2 separate regions of the Homo sapiens genome follow, and region 2 is linked to region 1. Evidence: chromatin contacts called from ENCODE Hi-C or POLR2A ChIA-PET data. All regions are on one chromosome and are shown on one strand. Each heading gives the region's core, a stretch centred on a gene start or an enhancer-like site at or near the end of the contact. The rest is flanking DNA. Distances are from core to core; before and after follow the strand shown. Region 1 holds the start of TIMM22 (translocase of inner mitochondrial membrane 22). Region 2 overlaps NXN (nucleoredoxin).

Region 1 (6,628 bases), core at 1,255-3,754:
TCGTGGGTTCAAGCGATTCTGCTGCCTCAGCCTCCTGAGTAGCTGGGACTACAGGGGTGCAGCCACTATGCCTAGCTAATTTTTGTATTTTTAGCAGAGACAGGGTTTCATCATGTTGGCCAGGATGGTCTCGATCTCTTGACCTTGCTTCAGCCTCCCAAAGTGCTGAGATTACAGGTGTGAGCCACCGCGCCCAGCCAAGACCCTTAAAAGAAGGACACTTCACTTCCTCTTACAACTCAGACATACCTGTGAGGCTCCTGGGCTATGGAACACCCCAGCCCTTTCGCAGCCCTTGATGGAAATTGTTTTTCAGCCCTCTGAATAAAATGACCACTGTTTACTTAATCTTTTTTTTTTCTTTTTTTTGAGACAGGGTCTCGTTCCCTCGTCCATGCTGGAGTGCAGTGGCACGATCATGACTCACTGCAGTCTCAACTTCCCAGACTCAAGCAATTTTCCTGCCTCAGCCTCCCAAAGTGCTGGGATTACAGGTGTGAGCCACCATGCCCAGCAGAGGAATCTTTTCCGATCAACATCTTCTGAGAGTCCCTGGCCCAAGTAGGCAGATGCTTGCTACGGCACTGCCTTCAGGCCATTAGCAAAAAGTGTGCTTAAATGCCCAGAGGTGTTCCCAGGCCACGTTTTGTTCATACGAGGAGTACAAAATGATGCCAAAGTGTTAGCATTCTTGGGACTGAAAACCTCTCTCCAACATCCCCTAGGATTTTCCTGGATATGACCAGAAATCCATTCCCAATTTCTCTGCCTCCAGGCCCCAATTCTGGTTTCCTCAAAGAGGAGGAAGTGTTCTTGGTTCCCAAAATATGCTTGCAGTGCAGTGGTATAATGGTAAATGTTTAACAACAATAACAAAAAGGCCCTAACTGGCCGGGCGCAGTGACTCACGCCTGGAATCCAAGCACTTTGGGAGGCCGAGGTGGGTGGGTCACCTGAGGTCAGGAGTTTGAGACCAGCCTGGCCAACATGGTGAAACCTTGTCTCTACTAAAAATACAAAAATTAGCCGGGCATGGTGGCATGTGCCTGTAATCCCAGCTAGTCGGGAGGCTGAGGCAGGAGAATCGCTCAAACCCGGGAGGTGCAGGTTGCAGTGAGCGGAGATTGCACCACTGCACTCCAACCTGGGTGACAGAGCAAGACTCTGTCTCAAAAGAGTAATTTTAAAAAGTAAGGCAACAAATTATCAGGAGTTTTTGAGCTGGTTGTTAAGCACAGTTATTATTAAAAATTACATTCTATACATTTATAATAAATTACACTAAAAATAGGTAATATGTGCTCAAAACTCATCCCCTCCTAAAAATTTTACTACACTGTACTCCTATCTATGCTGTTGAGGTTATTTCCATAGATTGTATCTGTGTGATAGAAACACCATGTAACCACATGCTGCTGTACGTCTTCCCAATTCTGACTGATGACCTCGCTTGGTAGTTTGAAATCAGCCATGATGGGGATATTAACACCACACAAGTCAGCAAATGCTGTCAGTTAGGATTTTTTTTTTTTTTTTTTTTTTTTTGAGACGGAGTCTTGCTCTTGTCGCCCAGGCTGGAGTGCGATGGTGCGATCTTGGCTCACTGCAACCTCCACCTCCCGGGTTTAAGAGATTCTCCTGTCTCAGCCTCCCGAGTAACTGAGATTACAGGCGCCTGCCGCCACCTGGCTAATTTTTATATTTTTAGTAGAGACGGGGTTTCCTGCTTCAGCCTCCTAAGTAGCTGAGAATACAGGCGTGCACCACCATGCCCAGCTAATTTTTTTATTTTTTATTTTTTTAATTTTTAGTAGAGATGGGGTTTCACCATGTTTGTCAGACTGGTCTCGAACTCCTGACCTCGTGATCCACCGGCCTCGGCCTCCCACAGTGCTGGATGACAGGCGTGAGCCCCCGCGCCCGGTCCGTGCATTTACAGCACAAGTTCACGCTTATCTACAAAGCATCCACCTCTCACCGCACCTTCCGGGACCACGGGATTTAACGCCTCACCGCCCGATGACAGCACGAGGTGGAAAGGGCAGCGACAATGCTCGCGCGTCCCCTCCCGGCGATCCGGAGCACGGCAGCCCCGGAGCGCGCGGCCACTCCTCGCTCCCCTCAGGAGCTCGTAAGAGCCCCGCGCGGGGCCGAGGCGCGAGAGCACGCGCAACGCTTCCTGGGAAATGTAGTTGGGTGTCGGATTAGAACTACAAATCCCGGTACTCACCGCGCTGCAGCCCCGACCGTGAGGGCGCTTTCTGGTGAATCTGAATCTCGTTTGTCTGTGACATGGGGAAAGCTGTCCAAGCCCAATTCCATTTTCACAAGAGGCTTTCTTTTTGGAAACATGATAGCGGTCTCGCTGGTGTGCGCACCAGGAGCGTTGCGGCCGCGGCTTCCTCCTGCGGCGAATCTGCCGTTGCATCACAGTGGCTAGTCTCAGGGCCCGCAACGTGACGCTTGTCGAATCTGCTGCGGGGAGAAGGACGCGAGGGTTGCTTGGGCAGCGACTGTCATGGCGGCGGCCGCCCCCAATGCCGGAGGCTCGGCCCCTGAGACAGCGGGTTCCGCCGAAGCTCCGCTGCAGTACAGCCTGCTCCTGCAGTACCTGGTGGGTGACAAGCGTCAGCCCCGGCTCCTGGAGCCTGGGAGCCTGGGCGGGATCCCAAGTCCAGCCAAGAGTGAGGAGCAGAAGATGATCGAGAAGGCGATGGAAAGCTGCGCTTTCAAGGCTGCGCTGGCCTGCGTGGGAGGTGAGGCCGGGCGATGGGACCCTTGGGAGGCTGAGGGCCTGGACGGCAGTGGGGATCTCTGCCGAGAAGACCACGCGCCTGGGAGGCGAGGGACTGCGGGCCTTGACCTTGACCACACCCTCGCCTCGTTCGTGAATCGGGCGTCACCTCTCCTGCCCCCTCAGGCCGGCTTTCCTGATGAAAATTGGGTTAGAGAATCGGTGCTGTGGTTGGGGCCTGAAAGTTATTACATGACATCCTGGCTAACACGGTGAAACCCCGTCTCTACTAAAAATACAAAAAATTAGCTGGACGTGGTGGTGGGCGCCTGTAGTCCCAGCTATTCGGGAGGTTGAGGCAGGAGAATCGCTTGAACCCAGGAGGCGGAGCTTGCAGTGAGCCGAGATGTGCCACTGCTCTCCAGCCTGGGCGACAGAGCGAGACTCCGTCTCAAAAACAACAACAAAAAGTTATTACGTGGGTGACTTCATTCATCCGTTCATTCCCTTAAATTCATTCTCTTAAATAATTCTTTCAACAAATTGTTCCTAAGCAATATCACGTGCCAGGTGAAAGAGACAAGAGCCTGGTCTTCATGGGGCCTGTATTATACTATGTGGAGAAGAATGTTGAGCAGGAACACTGCAGAGGAAGGATGCAGACATATGGAAATGCACATGCAGACGACTCTAGGGCAGCAGTTGTTTGAGGTTTGAAAAACTGAAAGACCATTGTGACTAGACAGCCCCGAGCAAGGAGAGACGAAGTCTGCACTTGTCCTTCTGTTTTTCCCTTAAGTTGAAGGGGAGGTGCCCATGATTTTATTAAACTCATATTGACCATGAGGTCATGAGAGGGCATCCATCTGGACATGTCCAGCCGGCTCAGGAAGGACAGATGTGGCAGCAGTGTGGGATTTGCCATTAGGTAGCTGTGTGGCCTTGGGAGAAGTTGCTTAACCTCTCTGAGCCTCAGTTTATAGAAAGGAGAGGCTAATAGCATCTGTCTCACTGGATTATTGTGAAGAATGAATGAGGCTGTGGCATACTGGCATGTGCTCAGTAAAGCATTACTGTGAATGTCACAGTGGCCAAGAGAGTGATTTGCAAAGTTGATAGCTGAAGTTGAGGGTGGCTGGTTTACATATGAGAGAATGTAGAGAGAATAGAGGGTTAAAGATGGAATCTTGAGAAATGTTAGGGAATGACAGGAGGAAGAAATCTTAGAGACGGAGAAGATGATGTCAGTAACATAGACCCTGGATTGCAAGTCTCCAGGCAAGTGGAGAGTTTGAGTGGCAAGAGGGGGGTGTCCTCTGCACCGGTGGTCATCCAAAAGCATGGTCCCTTCCAGGATGATCCCAATAGAGTAATGCAGAAAACATGCCAAAGACACCTTCATCTCTGTGTTTGCTTCTAGGATTTGTCTTAGGAGGTGCATTTGGGGTGTTTACCGCTGGCATCGATACCAACGTGGGCTTTGACCCTAAGGATCCTTACCGTACACCGACTGCAAAAGAAGTGCTGAAAGACATGGGGCAGAGAGGAATGTCCTATGCCAAAAATTTCGCCATTGTGGGAGCCATGTTTTCTTGTACTGAGTGTTTGATAGAATCTGTAAGTGTCTCTGCCTTCTAAGAAATCCTTGCTGGGGCCACCATTTCATTACTTTTAAAGAGAAATTGCTCTTTAAAAGTCATTTGAAAGTTGTTACTAGAAAGCAAATCAGAAGCATCAGATACATTCTAGGTTGAACTTCCATAAAATAGTCCCTGTGGCAGACTTTGTGTGTGTTTACAGTATGGGCTTGCATTATTTTTTACTTTTTGTAGGCTAGAAGTTAGCTAATGATTTTAAACGAGACTTATTGGAGAGCCCCTTGAAGAAATTTTGATTACATTCCAAATGCTGGGCTTGGTTTCAGCACTCTGGTGCCACCTGCAGGAAGCATCTATGAACGCATACTATATATATATATATATATATATATATATATATATACACGCTGTATACTTAGGAACTATATTTTCAAGAAAGATTAGGTTTCCTTTGGGTAGGGACTGAATGAGCTAACGAGCAACCCTGTGTATTCCTCCTTAATGGTCTGCCTTGGCTTGTTTCTTTGGCTCTAACGTGTACTTCCCTGCCCACAGTACCGGGGAACATCAGACTGGAAGAACAGTGTCATCAGTGGCTGCATCACGGGAGGAGCTATTGGTTTCAGAGGTTAGTAAACGGCTCTCGAATGCTTTTTCTTTGTGGCCTTGGACAACGTGCTGAGGTTGTCATTTCCAAACACACGAGTGTTCCAGGGACACTTGATCTTCTTCCCTCTGACAAATAAATCATGTTTGTTTCTGTGGTAACTCGGTTTTGGAAACTTGTAGGATCTAGATGAGGGTTTCCCATCGTTGGCACTACTGACATTTCGACCAGACGAATCTTTGTCGGGATTGGGTCTGTTTTGTGCATTCTAAGACGTTGAGCAGTATCCCTGGCCTCTACCCACGAGATGCAAGTAGCACCCCCGTCCGTTGTAACAACTTTTTTTTTTTTAAAGAGACCGAATCTCACTCTGTCGCCCAGGCTGGAGTGCAGTGGCACGATGTCAGCTCACTGCAACCTCCACCTCCTGGGTTCAAGCGATTCCCCTGCCTCAGCTTCCCAGGTAGCTGGGATTACAGGCACCCGCCACCATGCTCAGCTAATTTTTATTTTTTTAGTAGAGATCAATTTCACCTGGTCTCGAACTCCTGACCTCGTGATCTGCCTGCCTCAGCCTCCCAAAGTGCTGGGATTACAGGCATGAGCCACCACGTGTGGCCAACATTTTTCTCAGTAATTCTAGACAATTGTCTTTTAATTTTAGATATAAATTATAATGGTAATATCTTTCTGCCCTTGGGGATTCTGATTTCTACCCATTGAATGCTAAGTACAGATATTCTAGAAATATTAGATTATCAGCTGCAAAAAAAAAAAAAAAAAGAAAACCAATTTGCTGCCTCTTCTCCCCGTTGGCATGTCCATTCAGAGCGTGGTGGAGGGCCTTGGTGACTTGACTTTCCTAGAAGCAGCAGTGTTTTATCACTGGGCCACTTTCCATCTGTCATGCCCTAACTTACCCAGAGCAAAAAGCCAGTTTTCTCATCTTCTGAGAGACAGGATGATTTGCTGTCATGAAACCTGGTTTTGCTCCTCAAGCACCATTTATGATGACGGACTGACTTCTCCGCCGGTCGTCCCATTGTTCAGCTTCACCAGGGCCTCTTTGAGAAGCTCTGCTGTCTCCAGTACTGCTTTGATCACCTTCCCAGGAATGTATTCCATAAACAAATCAGGGTCAAGGCCATATGCTTTCATTTGATTCCGAGGGCTGCTTCTCTCAACCAGTTTCCTGCCTGCGAGGGGCTATTTCCCTAAGACTAGAAATACCCTTTGAAGGAGAAAAGCTAAACAAATGTAGTTAGATAAAGCGCACTGGATTAGATCATATACACTGCTTCATTGATGTCTTCCAGAGCTATGATCGTTTGAATGACTTACAGTGCTTAAGCTCATTTCATGACACTGAGGGTGTGCCAACTTTCCGTGAGTGCCTCGTGACCCAGCAGCTGTCACCACAGGTCATGTTCTTTCTGTTTGTTTGACAGCTGGCTTAAAGGCTGGGGCCATTGGTTGTGGAGGTTTTGCTGCTTTCTCTGCTGCGATTGATTATTACCTCCGGTGAGAGTAATTGCCTGCAGGGAAGGATGATGCCAGCCCCGGATCCGGGCTGCTCTCTGGAGGACAGTTTCTGTACCACACCAGGGCCTTGCTTCAGGGCCTGAAGACATTCATTTTCCCTCATGTCGTTGGTATTCTGAGGGAGCTGCCTGGCTTCTCTGCCTCCAG
Region 2 (6,638 bases), core at 221-2,720, 140 kb before region 1:
CATTTTTGTATTTTTAGTAGAGACGGGGTTTTGCCATGTTGGCCAGGCTGGTCTCGAACTCCTGCCCTCAGATGATCTGCCTGCCTTGGCTCCCAAAGTGCTGGGATTACAGGTGTGAGACACCACACCCAGCCTAAACACCAACTATTCTAAAGCTGAAGTTAAGGATTTGTTTAAGACATACCTAAAACTACCGTGAAACCTTCAGTTTTCAAGAATATTCTAAAAAGCTGAGCATAAAAGCTGTAGCTCTCTTTCTCAATGGTCACCACCATCCCAGATATCACCAGGGCCATCAAAATAGGGCAGGGGGCAAGCATCCTCTAAGTGGAATTCTTCACCGATACCTGGTAGAGACCTCCTCTAGGTGGCACGAGTATCCCTCACTAAATAACACTGAATAGAAGAGTGAGAAGGTTATTCCTTTTGTAGTTTTCTTTCGGTCCTTCCAATTACTTTAAGAGAAGAGTCTTGCTTTGATGTCAATAAATTACTAACGTTTCTCTAACACCTGCTCATCTTCCTTTTTAACCAAAGATATAAATCTTTTTTTTTTTTTTTTGAGATGGGGTCTCGCTCTGTCGCCCCAGGCTGGAGTGCAGTGGCGCAATCTTGGCTCACTGCAGCCTCGACCTCCCAGGCTCAAGTGATCCTCCCACCCCAGCCTCCCGAGTAATGGGGTCACAGGTATGCACCACCACACCTGGCTAACTTTTGTATTTTTGTGTAGAGACGACGTTTCACCATGTTGCGGCTAATTTTTGTATTTTTTCTATAGAGATGAGGTTTTGCCATGTTGGCCAGGCTGGTCTTGAACTCCTGAGTTCCAGGGATCCACCCGCCTTGGCCTCCCAAAGTGCTGGGATTACAGGCATGAGCCACCACGTCCAGCCTAAATCTAAATTTTTAAAATGAGTATATTTAAAGAAAAATGTAAGTAAATGGTAATATAGCTGGTATTGACATGAAAGAACCACAAAGGTGATACTGGACGGCTGAGCTATAGAAAACAGCCCTACAGGCTGGGCGCGGTGGCTCACGCCTGTAATCTCAGCACTTTGGGAGGCTGAGGCTGGTAGATCACGAGGTCAGGAGATCGAGACCATCCTGGCTAACACGGTGAAACCCCATCTCTACTAAAAATACAAAAAAATTAGCCTGGCATGGTGGCGGGCGCCTGTAGTCCCAGCTGCTGGGGAGGCTGAGACAGCAGCCTGTGTGTGAACCTGGGAGGCGGAGGTTGCAGTGAGACAAGATCGCGCCACTGCACTCCAGCCTGGGTGACAGAGCGAGACTCCGTCTCAAAAAAAAAAAAGAAAGAAAGAAAGAAAAAAAGAAAACAGCCCTACGGCTTACACACGAAGGGTCTGAGATGCTGGTTCTCAGGATCAGCTATGACCAGAGGAAACTTGTTAGAACAGATTGGAGTTCCTGCTCTTCCCTCACTCTGTTAATTTGCTCGATTGCCCTCAGGCTTCTCTTTCTATCCCATAGCCAGCCAAGAGCAGGCAGGGGCCAATTTTCTGGGTTTCTTGACCCTACTTTGAAGGCTCTCTGGCATGATACAAATGGATCCCATCCACCAAGGAGGAACTGACAACATGATTTACTATTGGAAGGATCTGGTTCGAAGGCCATGGCACCTCCACTGTCTGGGAGAGTATCTTTACCAAAAAAACTTGCCACTCAAGAAACGGAGCAAGCTATTCCAGGAAATACTTTCAGATGCAGTTTCCCGTCCAGCTCTAGTTTGAAAATGAGGCCTTCTCAGTCTGAGCCCACAACCATATTTCATGGGCCCCCTCCCTGAGATGTGTTTATCCACGCTGACCGATAGTTCAAAGCGGTCGTTTGGAAGTGGAATAAAGAGTCGCTCTCTAAATTCACCAAAGGAGTTAAGACCAGGAATACTGGAGCGATTCCGACTGAGGTCACGGGGAGTTTAGGGGAAATTTTTGGTTTGGGTTTTCTCCTAGTTTTAATTGCTTATAAAAGCTCCTTAATGTCAAGTAAAGAACAACAACAAATGTGAAAAGTTGACTTCCCCAAGACGTTTATTCAAAAGAAAAAAAAATGGTTCCCAGCAACCCTTATGCAGGAGGGAGGGGATTAGGACCAGATAATCTTGTATGAAAAGGAAAGGGAAACGCAAACTACTCAAATACAAAACAACAGCTGCACGGACGGGCCTGCCAGAGAAACAACTGATCTGCTCTGTCACGACCTGTTTCACGGATCCCAGATCTGCTCTGGGGACACCACAGTCAGCTCCACTCCCATCAAACGCGATTCAATGGACCATCCAAACCAAACTCAGGCTGCTTCCTTCTCTCTGAAAGGCCTGGCCCTCAGGCCGTTCCAGACACCCCTTCCCTGTCCTCCACGGGGTACTCTGACTTTTCATAGGTGACTAAACAACAGGCAAAACCGAGCAAATTAACAGAGGGAAGAGCAGGAACTCCAATCTGTTCTAATGTGTCTCCTCTGGTCATAGCCGATCCTGAGAACCAGCATCTCAGACCCTTCCTTTGTAAGCATCAAGCAAAGGGCCCAGGGCAGAGAGGTGTGGGTTACTTCTGCAGTAAGGAAGTTGGAAAGGGTGAGTCAGAAGCTAAGGAAAACGCTCACTCCCGGCAGTGAAAGTGAGCCTTCTCTTTGTATATTATGTTATATACTTTTAACTTTAAAAAATTTATTATTATTATTATTATTATTTAAGACATAGTCTTGCTCTGTTGCCTAGGTTGGAGGGCAGTGACCTGATCTCAGCTCACTGCAACCTCCGCCTCCTGGGTTCAAGTGATTCTCCTGCCTCAGCCTCCTGAGTAGCTGGGATGACAGGCGTGTGCCGCCGCGCCCGGCTAATTTTTGTATTTTCCATAGAGACAGGGTTTCGCCATCCTGGCCAGGCTGGTCTTGAACTCCTGACCTCAGGTGATCCACCCACCTTGGCCTCCCAAAGTGCTGGGATGACAGGCGTGAGCCACCGCGCCCGGCTAATTTTTGTATTTTCCATAGAGACAGGGTTTCGCCATCCTGGCCAGGCTGGTCTTGAACTCCTGACCTCAGGTGATCCACCCACCTTGGCCTCCCAAAGTGCTGGGATGACAGGCGTGAGCCACCGCGCCCGGCTAATTTTTGTATTTTCCATAGAGACAGGGTTTCGCCATCCTGGCCAGGCTGGTCTTGAACTCCTGACCTCAGGTGATCCACCCACCTTGGCCTCCCAAAGTGCTGGGATGACAGGCGTGAGCCGCCGCGCCCGGCCTGCATAGTTTTGACTTTTGAACCTCGTAAACATTTTACTTTTACTAAAAGAATAAAATCAAGTCAAAAGTAGGAGCAAACAGCAAATCCTAAAGTTTAATATGAGCAGAAACATGTGACCCTAACTCTAATAGTAACTATTACCTATCTAGACAAAAAGGCAAATAATTTAAGTGACTTTTGGATCTAGCTCTCTGACTATTCCTCCTTTCTTGGATGTGATCTAAGGACAAAAAGAACTGAAAAGAAAGTTTGAACTTGACTTGTTAGGATCACTGCTGGCCATGATTACGGATGTTGCAAATCTGTAAACAAGGTTATCACAGTGGGATGAGAGGAACACAGATACGGACTGGGGAAGTAAGGAAGGGCCCTGGGCAGCTGGTTCTGAGTGCAACATATCAGTATCAACTCAAGATTTTAAAACACATTTAAATTTCTCAGCTCTTTCTTTTTTTTGAGACACAGTTTCACTCTGTCGCCTGCGCTGGAATGCAGTGGCACCATCTCGGCTCACTGCAACCTCCGCCTCCTGGGTTCAAGTGATTTGTGTGGCTCGGCCTCCTGAGTAGCTGGGGTTACAAACAAGTGCCACTATGCTCGGCTAATTTTTCTGTTTTTAGTAGAGACGGGGTTTCACCATGTTGGCCAGGCTGGTCTTGAACTCCTGAACTCAGGTGATCCGCCCACCTCGGCCTCCCACAGTGCTGGGATTACAGGCGTGAGCCGCCGCGCCTGACCATTCTTTGCTCTTTCTATTGAAAGTGGCTAGAGGCAGTGAGAGGCCCAGCAAGGAACACACTTCATGACCAGATGTTGGTTTCTAAGGACCATCCCTCCACCAAAGGGAAGGAGGATTTCTCAGAGGAAGAGCTGATTCCAAGACTAGGGGAGGGAGAGGCCAAGCTGAGCCTGAACGTCTCACTGAGTGCCAGAAAAGCAAGCAAATGCTTACACGATGCTGGGAACATGTTAAAAGACTCAAGAGCCATCTTGAAAAGACTCCTACTTACCAAATTTGGGATACGGTAAAAAATAGTGAATTTAATAAGCTACAGCAATAGATTTTTTTTTTTTTAATCCATGAGTCTGAAATGATACTAAAAAATGGAGTGGAAGAACATGAGGGGCTCTTTTTTTGTTTTTTCTTTTAAATTGAGACAGTCTTGCTCTGTCGCCCAGGCTGGAGTGCAGTGGCATGATCTCAGCTCACTGCAACCTCTGTCTCCTGGGCTCAAGCAATCCTCTCACCTCAGCCTCCCAAGTAGCTGGGATTACAGGCATGAACCACCATACTTGGCTAATGTTTTGTATTTTTGATGGAGACGGGGTTTCACCACGTTTCCCAGGCTGGTCTCGAACTCCTGAGCTCAAGCGATCTACCAGCCTCAGTCTCCCAAAGTGCTGGGATTACAGGCGTGAGCCACCGTGTTCAGCCAATGAGGGGCTCTTCATAAAGGAATGTGAGGTAATAAATGTAGAAGGAGTGACAATTTAAAGCCCAGGATTCTGCAATAATCAATGTAGAAACAGATTCAGGAGGCCAGGCACGGTGGCTCACACCTGTAATCCCAGAGCTTTGGGAGGCCAGGGTGGGAGGCTCCCTTGAGACCAGGAATTCGGGATCAGCTTCGGCAACATAGTAAGACCCCATCTCAAAAACATAAACATAAAAATAAAACTTAGGTGGGTGTGGTGGCCCATGCCTGTAGTCCCAGCTACTCAGGAGGCTGAGGAGGGAGGATCGCTTGAATCCAGGAGTTAGAGGCTACAGCGAGCTATGATTCTGCCACTGCAACCCAGCCTGGGTGATGGGGCAAGACCCTGTCTCTTAAAACAAATAAAACAGATTCATGAAAGAATCATCACATATCAGTGGATGTGAAGCCACTGGGTAACAAGTTACTGGGAGGAGAACATTCCTACGGTCCTAAAGTATCACACCACTTACTGCTCGTTAGTTACAAAGGAGAAACTACCTTTACAAAGTAGAGTGATCTGGCAGACATTAGCTCAACCAAATGTTTAACCTCAGCATCATCAATAACAGGACGGAACTATGATGTGGCTCCTGGTGAGATGCAACAGGAGCTCTGCGGCATTCCTGCCAGAAATGTTTGGCCTGGATGTAATCACGAGGGAACCATTTGACAAATTCAGACTCTGGAAAATTCTGCAAGACAACAGACCTATGCTCTAAACGTATCAATGCTACATTTCTTGGGTATGATAACGGTATTATTGCTAGGAAGAGAACACCCTTGTTTTTAGGAGATAATGAAGGTTTAGGAATGAAATATCATGATAAATATAATCTATTTTCAAATGCCCCACAGTATACTCAGGGGATTGGTTCTGGGACCCCCACATATTCCAAAATCCGCATATACTGAAGTCCCACAATCAGCCCAGCAGAGCCTGAGTGTAGGAAAAACCAGCCTCTGCATACATGGGTTTCACATCCTGCGAATACTGTTCTGTCTTCTTTGTTTTTTTGAGACAGAGTCTCACTCTGTCACCTGGGCTGGAGTGCAGTGGCGCGATCTCAGCTCACTGCAACCTCCACCTGGGTTCAAGTGATTCTCCTACCTCAGCCTCCTGAGTAGCTGGAACTACAGGTGCCCGCCACCACGCCCAGCTAATTTTTTGTATTTTTAGTAGAGACGGGGTTTCACCGTGTGAGCCAGGATGGTCTCGATCTCCTGACCTCATGATCAGCCCGCCTCAGCCTCCCGAAGTGCTGGGATTACAGGTGTGAGCCACCACGCTCAGCCGTGTTTTGTTTTGAGACAGGGTCTCGCTCTGTCCCCCAGGCTGGAGAGCAGTGGTACAATCACATCTCACTGCCGCCTCAACCTCCCTGGCTCAAGCGATCCTCCTGACTCAGCCTCCTGAGTAGCTGGGACCACAGGAGCATGCCTCCATGCCCAGATAATTTTTAATATTATTTGTAGAGATGGGGGTCTCTCTATGTTGCCCACGCTGGTCTTGAACTCCTGGGCTGATGCAATCCTCCTGCCTCAACCTCCCATAGTGGTGGGATTACAGGTGTGAGCCTCTGCACCTGGCTGACACTGTATTTTTGATTCACATCTGGTTGAAAAAAGTCCACATACAAATGGACCCTTGCAATTCAAATCCACGTCATTCAAGGATCAACTGTCCTTCAGGGAAAAAACATACCCACTGCTTACACAGAGCTCTGTAGAGGTTTATGTCAGGCTCATACAGTGTGTTCCCCAGATCAGCAGCAGCAATGCCTGGGAACTGAGTGAGGAAACACGTTAACCATTGCTCAGTTTCGGTGAAAGGACACAGTTACCGTTGCTGGGTTCCGGTGAAGGGACACGTCTGCCATTGCTCGGTTCCGG

The links. A loop is a pair of places that touch in the nucleus more often than their neighbours do. ChIA-PET counts read pairs that join two places held with the same protein, here RNA polymerase II (POLR2A). Pooled maps may share reads with other maps.
Region 2: a loop to region 1 is called in a pooled map, with 2.9 times the contacts of the local background. The contact joins the enhancer-like site here to the promoter of TIMM22 in region 1. A Hi-C loop is called at or near these places in 1 of 168 maps with a recorded cell type or tissue (gastrocnemius medialis) and 2 of 50 pooled maps. POLR2A ChIA-PET finds 5 or more read pairs at or near these places in 5 of 52 experiments (AG04450, GM10248, OCI-LY7 and 2 more).

What each region holds. Positions count from the first base shown.
Region 1 is chr17:994,625-1,001,252 of GRCh38, forward strand. It overlaps TIMM22 (translocase of inner mitochondrial membrane 22), which reads left to right and starts at 2,505. Exons shown (of 4, transcript NM_013337.4): 1 at 2,505-2,756; 2 at 4,155-4,351; 3 at 4,888-4,960; 4 at 6,388-6,628. The coding sequence starts at 2,519. The coding sequence ends at 6,464. RefSeq lists an enhancer at 2,527-3,218.
Region 2 is chr17:857,426-864,063 of GRCh38, forward strand. The region is part of intron 1 of NXN (nucleoredoxin); the gene reads right to left. Among named protein-coding and RNA genes, the nearest start is that of MRM3, 78 kb to the left of the region's middle. Within about 2 kb of position 1,471, at least 12 of the 41 ENCODE cell types and tissues checked have a DNase peak (open chromatin) inside an H3K27ac peak, as active enhancers do; they include gastrocnemius medialis, where a contact is called at or near this core.